2 separate regions of the Homo sapiens genome follow, and region 2 is linked to region 1. The links are chromatin contacts, found by Hi-C or POLR2A ChIA-PET in ENCODE. All regions are on one chromosome and are shown on one strand. The core of a region is the stretch at or near the end of the contact, and the rest is flanking DNA. Distances in the headings are between cores, read along the strand shown. Region 1 overlaps CBSLR (CBS mRNA stabilizing lncRNA). Region 2 overlaps CBSLR (CBS mRNA stabilizing lncRNA).

Region 1 (5,060 bases), core at 1,797-4,296:
TGGAACCAAAAAAGAGCCCTCATCGCCAAGTCAATCCTGAGCCAAAAGAACAAAGCCAGAAGCATCACGCTACCTGACTTCGAACTATACTACAAGGCTACAGTAACCAAAACAGCCTGGTACTGGTACCAAAACAGAGATATAGACCAATGGAACAGAACAGAGCCCTCAGAAATAATGCCGCATATCTACAACTATCTGATCTTTGACAAACCTCACAAAAACAAGCAATGGGGAAAGGATTCCCTATTTAATAAATGGTGCTGGGAAAAATGGCTAACCATATGTAGAAAGCTGAAACTGGATCCCTTCCTTACACCTTATACAAAAATTAATTCAAGATGGATTAAAGACTTACATGTTAGAGCTAAAACCATAAAAACCCTAGAAGAAAAACTAGGCAATACCATTCAGGACATAGGCATGGGCAAGGACTTCATGTCTAAACCACCAAAAGCAACGGCAGCAAAAGCCAAAATTGACAAATGGGATCTAATTAAACTAAAGAACTTCTGCACAGCAAAAGAAACTACCATCAGAGTGAACAGGCAACCTACAAAATGGGAGAAAATTTTCACAACCTACTCATCTGACAAAGGGCTAATATCCAGAATCTACAATGAACTCCAGCAAATTTACAAGAAAAAAACAAACAACCCCATCAAAAAGTGGGCGAAGGACATGAACAGACACTTCTCAAAAGAAGACATTTATGCAGCCAAAAAACACATGAAAAAATGCTCACCATCACTGGCCATCAGAGAAATGCAAATCAAAACCACAATGAGATACCATCTCACACCAGTTAGAATGGCAATCATTAAAAAGTCAGGAAACAACAGGTGCTGGAGAGGATGTGGAGAAATAGGAACACTTTCACACTGTTGGTGGGACTGTAAACTAGTTCAACCATTGTGGAAGTCAGTGTGGTGATTCCTCAGGGATCTAGAACTAGAAATACCATTTGACCCAGCCATCCCATTACTGGGTATATACCCAAAGGATTATAAATCATGCTGCTATAAAGACACATGCACACTTATGTTTACTGCAGCACTATTCACAATAGCAAAGACTTGGAACCAACCCAAATGTCCAACAATGATAGACTGGATTAAGAAAATGTGGCACATATACACCATGGAATACTATGCAGCCATAAAAAATGAAGAGTTCATGTCCTTTGCAGGGACATGGATGAAACTGGAAACCATCATTCTCAGCAAACTAACGCAAGGACAAAAAACCAAACACCGCATGTTCTCACTCATAGGTGGGAACTGAACAATGAGAACACATGGACACAGGAAGGGGAACATCACACTCCGGGGACGGTTGTGGGGTGGGGGGAGGGGGGAGAGATAGCATTAGGAGATATACCTAATGCTAAATGACGAGTTAATGGGTGCAGCACACCAACATGGCACATGTATACATATGTAACAAACCTGCACATTGTGCACATGTACCCTAAAACTTAAAGTATAATAATAATAAAATAAAATAAAATAAAATAAAATAAAATAAAATAAAATAAAAAAATAAAAAAGAATGAAAAAAACTTGTGGATTTTCATCCCTCTAATATATGTATACACACTCTATATTATGTGATCCAGTAAAAATGAAAATAAATAATAAATAGATTCATACAAGTAAACATTTAGGAATATCAAATAATAAAAACAAAATCAAGTAATGGATTTCTTTTTTGCCAATACAAAAATTCCCAATCTCAGCTTCTGTGCAATTAAAGCCCTCCTTAAGACTTAAATTTAACCACTGCCTTATGTTGGAAAAAAATGTACATGACCAGCTATGAAAAACAGTGCCCAGGCTGATTGATTTCGTACTTTTCTGGGAGAGATAGAAGATGTAAACAGTTTCACTCTCCAGGAGATCTCAGATCATGGCTTTATTGAGTTTAGTTTGTCAGACTGATACTTTAGAAATGGTGATGCCATTCATGGTCACAAACTTATGCTATTGCATCTTAGGGGAAAAGTAATCATTCCTGAAATTGTATGTACACTGTCCATCAGTATCAAGTGAAGAATCTCTTGACTATTTGTTTTTTGTTTTTTTAATTTTTTTTAAGACTGAATCTCGCTCTGTCATCCAGGCTGGAATGCAGTGGCACAATCTCGGCTCACTGCAACCTCCTGCTCCCTGATTCAAGCAATTCGCCTGCCTCAGCCTCCTGAGTAGCTGGGATTACAGGCACCCACCACTATGCCTGGCTTTTTTTTTTTTTTTTTTTTTTTTTTTGTATTTTTAGTAGATACAGGGTTTTGCCATGTTGGCCAGGCTGGTCTTGAACTCCTGACCTCAGGTGATCTGCCCACCTCGGCCTCCCAAAGTGCTGGGATTACAGGCATGAGCCTCGTAATAGTGCCTGGCCCTTTTTGGTTTGGTTTTACTGAGACCTTCTTGCCTGGCAAATATAAACTTGAAGATTCATTAACTTTTTAATAATCAATCATCTGTCCATCCTATGTATAGTGGATTAGCAGCCCTCACAGCCATTCTAACCTGTTCCCAATGTGCCCTCCATGCTACAGAGACTGGAAAGCTAAAAGCCACATCTCCCAGACTTCCTAGTAGCCGAGGTTTTGTTCCACCAATCATGCGTACTGGCATGAGAGCTAGAAGACAAGACAAATAAGCTTCCGCTGCTTTGTCGCTTCCTGTTAGCCAACACTAGAGTGGAAGTGTCTGGTTTTTCTGACGCAGTTTTTTGAGAGTATTCATTTATTTCTTCTGAGTCAACTTGCTAGGGAATTTTTTTTTAATTGGAGAAAAGGGATATACATTTTATTAACATGTACACGGGGAGAACCACACAGAGTCATTACCCCAGTCTCTTGATCTTGTCAGTTCCCAGTAGTGCTGACCTCCTTTTCATGCAGGTGTGATCTTCCCAGAAGTGGTCATTTGGTCCCAGACCCAGCAGCTGACCCCTCAGTGTCCCAGCTTGGCTGTAGTTCTCCCAATCAAAGAAGAGCAGTCTCTACCTTGGTGGCCCAGTCAGTGTGTGGTTTCCAAGGTGGTTCCTGAAAGCTCACTGTGGAGGATGTTGCTGCAGCCTTCTCGATGGTGAACCACATTCTCTAATTAATCCCTTTCTGTTCAAATTAGCTAGAGCAGACTCTTTTTTTTTCTTTTTTCTTTTTTTTTGCTACTGGACCTTGACAGACACAGCCCTTAAACCCTTTCTATAGAGACTCTCTTCCACCCTGAATTGATTAAAAGACAGGCATACTTATTTAATCAGCCCATCAACGATGGGCCTTGCACTGTTTTAGACTACTGTTTTAGATTACTGCCGTTAATAAACAAAGCAGATAATGTGGAGTGGTCAAGGAGCATTCATTTAAGGGAGCAAGATGTACACCTGCCACGTAAACAAGATAATTTCCAAGACAAATGTAATGCAGAAACTAAAACACAGTAACAATATAGACAGTGACTCTGGCTGGCAGGGAGGGTCATGTAGGATACGGTGATCAGGGAAGCCTCTCTAAGCAGGTGTTATTGGACCTGAGTAACAAGTAAACAGAGACCTGCGAATAGAGCTTTCCAGGAGTGAGATCTGAAAGAAAAAGACTGAAAGGTGAGAAGGAGCTTCAGATGTCTGAGAGGTGGAAGAAAGGTCAGTGTGGCTAGAGCTTAATGAGCACAGAGGAACAAGGTCAGAGCACATTTCATTTATTCACCAGTGAAATATCTGTTTGAGCACCTACTATGCATCATACCCTATTCAGAGTGCCTGCATTACATCAGTGGAAAATAGACACAAAAATTCCTGTTCTCATGGAGATTATATTTTATTGGTGGGGAAGGGAGGAACAATAAACAAATACATAGGTAAAATGCATATTTACATTATATCAAAGATTCTCAACCAGGGGTGGTTTTGTCCCCCAGGAGACATTTGGCAGTGTCTGGAGACATTTCTGGCTGTCACAACCTAGGGAGGAAAGTTGCAGGTATTGAGTGGGTCGAGGGTGGTGATGCTGCTAAACATCCTGCAAGGCACAGGATAATAGCCCGCAACAAAGAACTGTCCCAAAATGCCAATCATGCCAAGCTTGAGAAGCCCTGTATGAGGTGGTGGCAAGAGTTACAGGGAAAACAATCCGAGAAAGGTCAAAGGGAGTCCCAGGGGCAAGGTGGAGGGGGTGAGGAGTTGTTCAGGGAAGAGCTCACCAGGAAGATGACATCTGAACAAAAACCTGCAAAAGGAGCAGCGGGGAGCTGCTGTAGATATCTGCAGGAAGAGCATCATAGGACAGGAAATGACAAATGTGAAGGCCCTGAGGGAGGAACATGTTGGGCAAGTTCCGGGAAAGCAGGAGACCAATGTGGCAGGGGCAGAGTGAGCAAAAGGAGGAGGAGCAGAAATGAAAATCTTACGGGGCCCAGATGTGTCGAGCGTCAGCTTGTGCTCTGAGTGACTGGGAAGTCATTTGGGAACTTTGGGCAGAGCAGTGACATGATTTCTGAATCCATTTTTGAAAGGATCACTCTGGCTGCTGTTTGGAAAATGATTCGTTAAGAGAACAAGGGCAGAAGCCAGGGATACCAATTAGGTGGCATCAAGTAGACTGCACGAGAAGGAGGTGGTACAGATAACAACAAAATGTCTGGTGTAAGCAAGGCAAAGGTCTGAGATGCTGGGCCCCGAGATGGGAGAGCCGTGAGAGAAGCCGGTTTAGGAGGCAATGGAGATCAGGCATTCCAGGTTAGACATATGGAGTCTGAGATGCCAATAAGAAATCCAAATGGAGATGTCACAGACTGTAGAATGAGTCTAGGGTTTACCAAAATCTGGGTTGGACATACTAATCTACTGGAAACGAAAAAACAAATGGCATCTAAATTGGCAAAGAGTATAAAATCGCCAAAGATGTGAGCATAGAGAGTAGTAGTCTGAAGACTGGGGAGTTATACAGGGCCCAGATTGTAGAGAATGTTATCAAAATGCTAGAGACATATGGTCTGGCCGGGTACAGTGGCTCACACCTGTCATCCCAGCACTTTAGGAGGCCAAGGTGGGCA
Region 2 (5,329 bases), core at 2,048-4,547, 38 kb after region 1:
CTTAAGACCTCCTCCCTAGGAATCTCATTAAATAACCAGGAAAAATCAACCTCAACCACCAAAGAGAAAAGAAAACAGTGGGAGTTGTCACCATGCCCAGACAGACTTTTAATCTATTCTTCTGAGGCAGTTCCTAGCAATTACCTGGGGGACTTTACCTGCATAAGACAAACTTTGTTCCTGTGCAGTTCTTCCCTCACTTTCCCATAACTTGTCCCATCTAGCTTCCAGAGAGAATCATTTACAAAATAATGTCTGCCTCCTGGGTTCATACATCACTCCCCTATGAAGAGAGTATTTAAGCCTCAACCATCTGGCCCCTCTTTGAGTCTCATACTGTGTGTTTGGCTTCCATGTCTATGCACGTCAAATGAATTTTGTATGCCTTTTTCTCCTATTCTGACTTTTGTCAGTTCATTTTCAGCAAACTTTCAGTGGGTGAAGAGGAAGCTTTCTTTCTGCCCCTACAATATGTAAAGAACTTTACTGCAGAAATCCATACTTTTAAACACTAGTCCTAGGTGCTGTTAAACAAAATTCATGGAAGACCATTGTTTTGAGCTAAGTTCCTGCACTAGGCCCCAACAGACCAAACCAAAATGGAGTCACTCATGCTAAAGTTCCATGCCACCAAATCAAAACTAAGTTGCTTATCTGACCTTCAGAGAAATCAGGAGAGAGAGAGAGAGAATAGCCAAATTCCCAAACAGGCCAGTTTTAGCCAGCATAAGGAAATTCCCTGTTTTTAACTCTTACAAAGAAAGTAACCTGAAGTAATCTGGTGTTAACCTATGAGTCTGAGTTTTATTATGCTGTTTCCTTGTTCCTGATCAAACTACCTTTATAAAAACAGATTTTTCTGCCTTGCCCAGCTTAGCATCTATTTTTAGATTAGATAACACCTGATTCAAGAATTGCAATAAAAGCCAGTTCAATCATTTAAATTTGTTGAAATTTTGTCTTTGACAATGCTATCTTAAAAGAAAGTCAGTATACTAAAACCACCAAATTGTACATTTTAAAAGGTTTAATCCTATGTGAGTTATATTTCAATTTTTAAAAAGTGGTTAAAAAATAAATATAGGCATGGCAGTATGTGTCTGTAGTCCCACCTTCTCAGGAGGCTGAGGCAGGAGGATCAATTGAGCCTAGGAATTTGAACCTATAGAGCACTATGATCACACCGTGAATAGCCACTGCACTTTAGCCCGCACAACACAGACTCTACCTTTAAAAGTAAAATAAAATAACAGTTAAAAGTTTTAAAAAGTGGGAAGCTAAAATGTAATTAGATACTATCCTTTTTTATGCAAGTGGATAGAGGCAGTAAAATTAATACTTTTTAATTAACAAAAAAACCTAGAAATTTTCAAGTTAACCTAAGATACTACCCAAAACCAAACAATATAATTAACGTTTTTTTAAAGACAAAAGAATGAATGTCTTAATTTCAAAGTAAAAACTGATTTCTGACTGCCCAGGAAAAACAAATAAAATGACTGACATCAAGTAAGAGAACAGAAAAGCAAGACGGGGGGAGAGTCTCTAAAATGAAAAGTTTTTCTGGATTCTTGGCCAGCTATTTTTAAAGGGAAATGATTTTCAAAATCCTTAGGAGTAATTTTAAGACAATTTTTAAAATAAAGGCTATGAAAGAACTGCTGGCTCTTTTGTTCCATTACTTAGTAAATTTAAAAAACTAGAAAATTGTTTTATGAATTACCAAGTGCTATCGTTTGAATGTTTGACCCTCGAAACCTCATACTGAAATTGATCCCCCCCGTCAGAGTGGGGCCTAATGGGAGGTATTTGGATCATGGAGATGTATCCCTCACAAATGGCTTGGTGTCATCCTCACAGTAGTGAGTTATTCTATCAGTTACTACAAGAATTCCAGCAAGAGTTCCCCTGAGAGCTAATTGTTAGAAAAGGACCCGACACCTTCTCCCTCTTTCTTGCTTCCTCCTCACCATGTTATCTCTACATGGTGGCTCCCCTTCACCTTGCACCATGAGTGGAAGTTTCTTGAGGCCCTAATCAGAAGCAAATGTTGCCGCCATGCTTCTTGTATTGTCTGCAGCACCGTGAGCCACATAAACCTCTTTATACGTTACCCTGCCTTAGGTATTGCTTTACAGCAACACAAAGATACCAAGTCTGTGTTTTATAAATTACCACATCAAAATAATATGCAGATCTAAGTAAATGAAATTGCCTCCAAGGTTATCTAAAGCCCTACAAGAGTGTTAAAGAAAAAAAAATTCATGACACTTATTAAAGATGGTAAGGAAGACTATTCAAGCGGGGCAGGATGGCGGGCGCTATTACAATGAGGTTTTTGTTATCAGGGGAACGAGATCAGGTTCAACTCCAAGTACAACAAGAAAAAGGGGGAATTTATAGACAGGGAGCACAGTGCAGGAGTAGGTGGATGGAAAATTGCCAAGAGAAAGCATCAAGGGTAAGGGGATTCTCTAGTTAAACAAACATAATGGGATTCTTGCTGAAGGCAGGTCAGGGTGATCTGATGTTACGTAGTGGATGGTGGAGGATGAGAATGTTGATCAGATTTTGAGGATGATCAGATATTAAGGTGGGAGATTCTGGCTAAACTGATTCAGCAGGATTCTTGCTAAAATTGGACACTTGGGGGACTTGCCCAAGGTCACAGAAGCCTGACTAAGTTTTCGTCAAGGGGAGACTCAGTAGCACAGATACAGCCCTAAAAAGGCACTATTACAGATATGGCTGTAAAAAGGCACTGTTTCTCTCATTAAGTTGGAAACCACAAGCAGGAAATGGTCTACAAACGCTGAGGTTTCCTTTCAGATCCTCCTTTCAATCCACGAGCTCAGCTGACCATGTCTTATGCAACTAAGAAAGTTTTTGTGGCAGGAACAAAAGTTAATTTAGGGATTAGGAGTATCCCAGTCTGGCTCCTGAGTCTTCTGCTACCTGAGTTATCTGTAACAAGGTCTTCAGGAAGACAAACTTATAAAGGTAAGCCACTTGGTACATTGTAAATATTCAACAAACATGAAGGCCTAATCTAAGAGCTGCAATCAGATCTGCGTGGGCACATCCCAGACTCAACTGGAGTAAGTGGAGGGGTCTAAAGAAGTGGTCTTCAAACTGGGGTACTCATAACTCTGGGGATATAAAGACCTTCCAAGGGTTCACAGGCATGGATAGCTTAAACAGAAGCAATGTTCAAATCCCCAGCTCCCACGTGTCCTCTCATAACACTGCTCTACAGAAGAGAAGTCTGCAGCGGCCTGTGGTTCCCTTTCCCACATCCTCTCTCGCAACCAAAGGCCCTGCAACCATTTTGTAAAAGAAAGGGAAGGCAAAGCCCCACTGGGACCTAAGCTTCCTGTGTGCTTGCTCCAGGGGTAAACACCTCTGGGCCACCAAGCAGAGGGACCAGGGAATGGAGATTTCGGGAGAGGTAGGGCAAGGTGAAGAAAGCCAAAGCAAGGCTCCATGCCTTTACCCTGATTTTCTCTCCCACCCTCCCCAACATTGTGTCTCTTACATTCAGAAGTGAGGTTGCACAGACATGCATGTAATCACATTTATTTTCAGTAAAAATAAATAAATAAAGTCAACTTTTTCCTGACAGAAACAGCCAGTGTAATTTGATGCAGATAATTTGCTCTATGAACAATTTCTGACCTGAGACAAATCTGAAACTCTGTGATTTTAAGGAAAAGGTATTTAAAGCACGAAGATAATACTGTTAAATAAAAATCACAAGAGGCCATTGTTTTGGACTAAGTTTCTGCACCAGGCCTCAACAGACCAGATAAAAAATCAGAATGGGATCACTCATACTAAAGTTCACTTCTACCAAACTCAAACTAAGTATTTATTTGACCTTCTGAGAAATCAGGAGAAAGAGGTAACAGCTGATTTTCCAAACAAGCCAGTTTAAATCTTCAATCAGTACGAAAAACTTCTACTTAAATCCTTACACATATAAACAGTTAAAAGTTTTAAAAAGTGGTAAGTTAAAATATAATTAGATACTATCCTTTTTTACGCAAGTAGATACAGAGGTAGTAAAACTAAAAATTTTTAATTAACAAAAAACCTAGAAATTGTCAACTTACCCAAAGATAGTACCCAAAACCGAACAATATAATTAACAATTTTTAAAGCCAAAAATGAGTGTCTTAGTTCCAAAGTAAAAACTGATTTCTGACTGCCCAGGAAAAACAAAATGACTGACATCAGGTAAGAGAACAGAAAAGCAAGAGAGAGGAAGATTCTCTAAAATGAAAAGGTTTTCTGGATTCTTGGCCAGCTACTTTTAAAAGGAAATGTTTTTCAAAATACTTAGGAGTAGTTTCAAGACAATTTATCTTTTTTTCTTTTTTTAAATAAAGGCTATGTAAGAACTGTTGGATCTTTTGTTTCATTACTTAGTAAATTTGAAAAAACACACACACACACAAAAGAAGTAGCCTGATGTTAACTAATCAGTTCTCTGTCTCTTTTTTTCTTTTTTCTTTTTTCTTTTTTTTTTAACAGGGGTTCTTGCTCTGTCACGCAGGCTGGAGTGCAGTGGCATGATCGTAGCTTGCTGTAGCCTAGAACTCTTGGCTTCAAGTGATCCTCCCACCTCAACCTCCTGGGTAGCTGGGATTATAGATGGGAGCCACATTTTTTTCTATTATTCTGCTTCCCTGTCCTGCCTTACAGAAAAGTAGCTGTGGAATGACTAATATCCTCTTTGCTCTCTTCGTTTCTGCTTTCTTCAGCCGTCCTCTGCCTACAAAGCTAACTCCTTCTGCTCAGCTCATCAGAACACTTATTATATTTTATGGAATGAAGTGTTGCCCAATTCTAGAACTACAATACAGCCAACTGAGCTATTTAAACTGTTTGTTGTAATTTTGTCTGTTGACAACATAAAATAGATCCTTTACACAATATGTTCATGTTGACTTGAAAATCTGCAAAGAGATACTAAGTTTTACAAGTCTTTTAAAGCTTTTGAGAGCAAAAACTTTGAAGACTATTGGTCTAAGGAACTTAACTGAAAGGTCTACACCAGCTTATACACACGATTTAATGACAAGCACAGGTCTTCTTAAGGAAAAGGTGATTTTGAATGGAGTTAGATTGTTCCCAGCCCAATCTTCAGGAAGCTGTGTCCCTGTCAGGGGAAAAATGGCTTACAAATAGTGCTGGTAAAAAACATGGAGCCACATCACCCAGATATCTGTGGGAAACATCTCAAACCAGCACAGTTTTCAGACAGACAAATGAGGGGTGAAGGACTAGCATCATTATAGTGCCTATGCCAAGAGCCACAGGGCACCAG

What was found. A loop is a pair of places that touch in the nucleus more often than their neighbours do. ChIA-PET counts read pairs that join two places held with the same protein, here RNA polymerase II (POLR2A). Pooled maps may share reads with other maps.
Region 2: a map of CD14-positive monocyte shows a loop between it and region 1 (2.1-fold over the local background). The contact joins two enhancer-like sites. A Hi-C loop is called at or near these places in 3 of 168 maps with a recorded cell type or tissue (CD14-positive monocyte, endothelial cell of hepatic sinusoid and transverse colon), 8 of 37 single-sample maps with no recorded cell type and 7 of 50 pooled maps. POLR2A ChIA-PET finds 5 or more read pairs at or near these places in 3 of 52 experiments (H1, MCF 10A and activated B cell).

What each region holds. Positions count from the first base shown.
Region 1 is chr1:185,375,042-185,380,101 of GRCh38, reverse strand. It overlaps CBSLR (CBS mRNA stabilizing lncRNA), which reads right to left. Exons shown (of 4, transcript XR_007066771.1): 4 at 3,802-5,060. Among named protein-coding and RNA genes, the nearest start is that of CBSLR, 60 kb to the right of the region's middle. Within about 2 kb of position 3,046, at least 2 of the 41 ENCODE cell types and tissues checked have a DNase peak (open chromatin) inside an H3K27ac peak, as active enhancers do; they include CD14-positive monocyte, where a contact is called at or near this core.
Region 2 is chr1:185,336,864-185,342,192 of GRCh38, reverse strand. The region is part of intron 1 of CBSLR (CBS mRNA stabilizing lncRNA); the gene reads right to left. Among named protein-coding and RNA genes, the nearest start is that of CBSLR, 22 kb to the right of the region's middle. Within about 2 kb of position 3,297, at least 12 of the 41 ENCODE cell types and tissues checked have a DNase peak (open chromatin) inside an H3K27ac peak, as active enhancers do; they include CD14-positive monocyte, where a contact is called at or near this core.